2 separate regions of the Homo sapiens genome follow, and region 2 is linked to region 1. Evidence: read pairs that join two places in POLR2A ChIA-PET (ENCODE). Cell type or tissue: MCF 10A. All regions are shown on one strand. Region 1 overlaps CARMIL1 (capping protein regulator and myosin 1 linker 1). Region 2 overlaps CARMIL1 (capping protein regulator and myosin 1 linker 1).

Region 1 (2,500 bases):
CCATAAAACTCCAGAAAAGTTCAGGATTTGGAAGCTCTAGGTCTTGCATAAGGCTGTAGGATATATAGAGCGGGGGAAAAAAAGAGCATTAGATGGAGATCTGTAAAAGCTGTTAAGCCCCAGTTCCCACCCCCACCCATCAGATCCAGGTGCTTGCCCCTCCTCTCACCCTGAAGGTTCTATTGTGAAAAGCTGTAAATCATTAGCCATCCATCCCCCCAACCTGCAAAGGTACACACCTAATAGATATGATACACACCCATCAGAAACAATGGCACACTTAGTTTAGAAGGGAAAAGTGGGCATACCCTTGTGGGTGTGTCATGATCTTAGAGGGCCAGGGGATAAGTAGTTTGAAAGTGATCTCCAAGGTGATTTTGAAGACACAATTCTCCCATCCCACTCTCGATTACTAGCCACTGATTTTGTCTCAGGAGGCATTAGCCGCCTGTCAAACTGCTGGGACATTATTTTTCTCTTAGTCAATAAAAGTAGTTTGACATCCATCACATATAGCATTTGCTAGGTCTTGTGGGAGGCAACGATTACAACAAAAGGGTAAAATATTGTCCTGTGCTCATGGAACTTCAAATCTAGTTATTGGTGATTATATACATTCTAAATTAAACACTTTCAAAATAAGACATCTTGTCAAGGTGAAGGATTAAAAACCTTTTTGTCCTATCCTGTCTATATTTCCTCTCACCCCCTCCCATCTGGGTGTGCTCAGATAAACTTTAGAGCACCCAAGGTTTATAGAACTCCTGACAGCGACCTCACCAAAGGCTGGACTTCCTATTTGTCATAAACTTGTTGAAATTTTGTTTGACTGCTTTAGTACAGGAGTATATTCCCCAAGACAAGAGACCTGAGAGCTTTTCCCTGGTTAAGATACCAAGGATGATTTCCAAATTTTAGACATCCTTCCCCTTGTTCCACCAATTTTTTTTTTCTTCTGGGAAAATAGCCAGGATGATTGCAAAACATAAGCTTGTAAAAAGGCAAAACTCCATGGATGTAAGAAAGTAAATTTCTTGAGGGCCACACCCATGATAACGCTGGAATTTTCATTTAATTCCTAACTCATTTTTTGTTGTTTTTGTTTTTTTAAACTCAAATGTGTCTCTTTAATTGAGGTCACTTACTTGGTTGGGAGATTAATATTCTGGTGGGGAAACTTTCTTTTTAGAGTTTATATTGTTTTATTCCTTCAGTCACTCAGTATTACTAATGGGGTAGCTTTTGGAATTTTCCATCCCCCCCACTTTCAGATTACTTTTGTCTTTTTTTTTTTCCCTGAGAAATTAGTGAAAACAGTTTGAAGTCTTGCCACGTTGTAAGGAGATTTGCATTATTTAAGGAAACAGCTGGCAGATCTCTATAATGCCCCACCTCTGTTCTGCCAGTGCCTAAAATTTCCTTTGCATGACTCAGTTAAAAAAAAAAAAAAAAAAAAAAAAAACCAGAGGAGGGGAACGAGTGGAGAGAAGAAACCCTTGTTTCCCTTTCTGAGTTGTAAAAAGCTTTTATCAAGGTTTACATTTAGTCATGCTTCTGTCCTCTAGTGGATGGCAGCATGTGATGAACTCAGAGAAACTCTTCTCCCAAATTGGCCAGTAAGAACTCTGCAAAAACTGTGGATGAGCTGAGCTTACCTCCCATAATTTTATTTTGAAAATAAAAAATTTTCCCCACATAGTAAACACAGTTATCTTCACGAGTGTGGGAATGATTAAGAAAAAAAAACCAAGCTTAGATTTTGCAAGATGGGTGACCTGAAGTTTTGCCTAGAGGGAGAGAAGGGTCTCTTCCTCCTTTCACTCTGTTCTTGACAGCGCCTGCAGCCTGCCCTGGAAGAACGGGTTTCTTCTTCAGATAGAAAGGAATTGCTGGCTCTTCTGCCAGCCTTGCCCATAGGCCTGGCTGTTTCCCTGATGCACCTTCCCTGCTCAAGTTGCTATCCTTATCATTTTATATTTTTGTGCCAGTATAGATTTGGTCCTATAAGGCTGCAGATACATAGTGGGCAGAAAGATGGGGGGATGAGAGCACTGAGCCTACAACCTATTTGGAGGGACTCTGGGCAGCATGAGGATGAGGGGCAGGGCCAGGGCCACCGCTAACTAGTTAGCAGTCAGGCAAATAGTCAAGGACAGAGACCTTGTATACATTAATAGTGCCAGCATTTTAAAGATCTTTACCCAGGGAAGGCTGTATATATACAGTTATTTGGGAGAAACCAGAAATGGTGTATTTAAAAAAATTGGATGCCTTAAACTTCCAAATAAATGCGTTTTAGAGCTCACTTATCTGGAGGTTGGCCTATAACATTCCCTCTCTGATGTCTTGCCTTTCAACTGTTTTTTTTCACTTCTCAGAGTGGGCATGAGAAACCACAGGATGTAGAAACATGGAGTCAGTTTTGCTAAAGCAGGCCCTCATGAGACTTGGAAGGGAAGAGGTGATGAGTCCAATGAGAGTTTAAAATTAGATGTTCAGT
Region 2 (2,500 bases), 55 kb after region 1:
TTGCTCAGGCTGGAGTACAGTGGCACTATCACAGCTCCCTGGAACCTCGAACTGGGTTCACAACCTCCCATTTCAGCCTCCCAAATAGCTAGGATTACAAGTGTGTACTACCATGCCTGGCTAATTAAAAAAAAAAAAAATTGTAGAGATGTGCTCTCACTGTGTTGCCCAGGCTGATCTTAAACTCCTAGCCTCAAGCAGTCCTTCCATCTTGGCCTCTCAAAGTGCTGGGATTACAGGCATGAGCCACCATACATGGCCTTTCAGTGTCTTTGAACTAGCTATTCCCTCTGCCTGGAAAACTTTCCTAAGATTTCCATGCAGTTTGGGGCACTTCCTCACCTTCTTCAAATCTCTGTACAATGTTACCTTTTTTCTGTGTCTGTGCCTGACATTTAAAATTGTAACACCTCACCCTCACCCCATTCTGCTTTACTTTTCTCCATCACACTTTGATCAGCTTTGAACATGCCCCTATGTCTTCGTTATGTATCTATGCATTGTTTTCTCTTTCCTAGAATGTAAACCTCCTGAAGGCAGGGATTTTTGCCTATTTTGCTCACTGCTGTATATCCAACCTTTTAGAATAGTGCCTGGCACATACTAGATCTCATTATACATTATACAAGTAAATGAAAGTTTTCAAGATTAAAGATTTGTATGAATTAAGTTAAGTAACAGCACCCTCTTACAGGACACAAGAGAATAATCATGTCTGTACAGGTTGGCCCCTGGTAAGATGCTCATTTAAAAATGGTTGTGTCAGTTTAATATAAGTGTGTTCTTTTCTTGCCTACTTAAAATGTATTTCTAACTATGACTTTTCTTTTGGAAAATGATTGACTTTGGGGGAGCTCTTTCAGAGGTAAAGGAAGTTAACTAGCAGATCTAGGTAACTGAACCTTGTGTACTATTCTAGAAATGTTTATACTTCTGCCAAATTGAAGCATGAGTTCAGTGTTTGCATAACCACCTGTGCAGTTACTCATAGTAGCATTCCAGTATGCATTTGCTGAACTATACTCTTCAATTTTGCAATAAAAGTATTTTCACATGTTGGCTGCTACTGTGAAAATTGGTTTCTCTCAAATGTTCGGAAAGCTTGTGCTGCAGTTTTGATGTGGGGGGTGTGGTTTAGTGCTGCATAACATTTACTTTTTTGGTGGAAGGGGGATCTGTGATGTAAACTTTTGGTTTCAATTTCTCTATTTGGAGCTCTTTTTGTTAGTGCTAAGAATTCTGAGGGTATCCCTATAGATGCTGGTTAAAAAACAAACAAAGCAATGTTGTCATTGACAGTTTGGTCAAGTGGGATGTAAGCTGCTGAGTGGGGTGAAGACCTGGTCTCCTTGGGGCTGATTTGGGGTTTGGGAGTGGTTTGGAGGGTGGCTGCCATTGAGGAGCAGGAAGTGTGGGGGTTGCTGCTGTGTCTGGAAGGACCTCCTAGGGGAGAGCTAGCAAACCAACATCACCAGTGCCCCCAGAACACTCAGCTGTGTGTGATGTGGCTGTGTGTGCCCTTGCTGGTACTCAGTCCTGTTAAGGCTTGAAGAGGAAGGTAAGGAGGGTAAGACTTGGAGAGGGAAGAGTTAAGGAGGGAGAATATTAATGCAGTAAGGAAGTAATTCATATTTTGAGACAGGTTCCCATGTGTGAACACTTGACTTCCAAACAGCCCACACTTGGCTTCATTATCTACAGACCACCTCTCCTGTGCTGCATTCAGACTCTCCCCCAAACCCCGACGGAGCCTCGGTCTGTCGCCTAGGCTGGAGTGCAGTGGCATGATCTCGGCTCACTGCAGCTTCTGCCTCCCAGGTTCAAATGATTTTCCTGCCTCAGTCTCCCGAATAGCTGGGATTTACAGGCACATGCCACCATACCCGGCTGATTTTTGCATTTTTAGTAGAAATGAGGTTTCCCCATGTTGGCCAGGCTGGTCACAAACTCCTGACCTCAAGTGATCTGCCTGCCTTGACCTCCCAAAGTGTTGGGATTACAGGCGTGAGCCACCGCACCCGGCTGCATTCAGACCTTTCCACGTCAGCTGAACTATCAGTAAAATTCTGAGCACAACTCTGAGAGAAATTCAGAGTTCAAATCAGTTGGTATGCCAGAAGCAGAGAACCCTGATCCTTACTGGAGTTGACTAGGACACCTTCTCTTTATTAGTTAAAGGTATGGCTAAATTTAAATAACTAATAGAGGTCAGACACGACTTACTTAGTTTCTGAGAGTAGTTGTTAACTGTCCTTTTCCCAAGGGAAATAAGCTAAGCTGAATTACTTAAACCACACTTTTTCCGTTTCTTAAAATGATTTCCATTTCCCTGCCCTAGGAAAAGTAGGCGGCTGCAGAGAGGTTGTGACAGAATTATAAAGCTATTTGAGTTAAATTAGCCCAGTACATCACTCTTAGAGCACATTGAACAGACAGCTAACACCTCCTGATAAGCACCAGCTACATACAGATCAATGTTTTCAAATGAAACCAAAGACAT

What was found. Peaks named below come from ENCODE experiments on the same cell type or tissue, not always from the same donor. Only the 100,000 strongest peaks of a DNase experiment are listed, where the experiment ranks them.
Region 2: POLR2A ChIA-PET joins it to region 1 with 9 read pairs; 10 of 35 experiments call an interaction of 5 or more read pairs at or near these places.

The regions. Positions count from the first base shown.
Region 1 is chr6:25,311,470-25,313,969 of GRCh38, forward strand. All of the region lies in intron 2 of CARMIL1 (capping protein regulator and myosin 1 linker 1), which reads left to right. Among named protein-coding and RNA genes, the nearest start is that of CARMIL1, 33 kb to the left of the region's middle. RefSeq lists an enhancer at 1-134. In MCF 10A, no CTCF peak of the experiment used is centred here; DNase peaks (open chromatin) are centred at 962 and 1,452.
Region 2 is chr6:25,366,036-25,368,535 of GRCh38, forward strand. The region is part of intron 2 of CARMIL1 (capping protein regulator and myosin 1 linker 1); the gene reads left to right. The region is part of intron 2 of LOC124901281 (a long non-coding RNA gene); the gene reads right to left. Among named protein-coding and RNA genes, the nearest start is that of CARMIL1, 88 kb to the left of the region's middle. In MCF 10A, no CTCF peak of the experiment used is centred here; no DNase peak of the experiment used is centred here.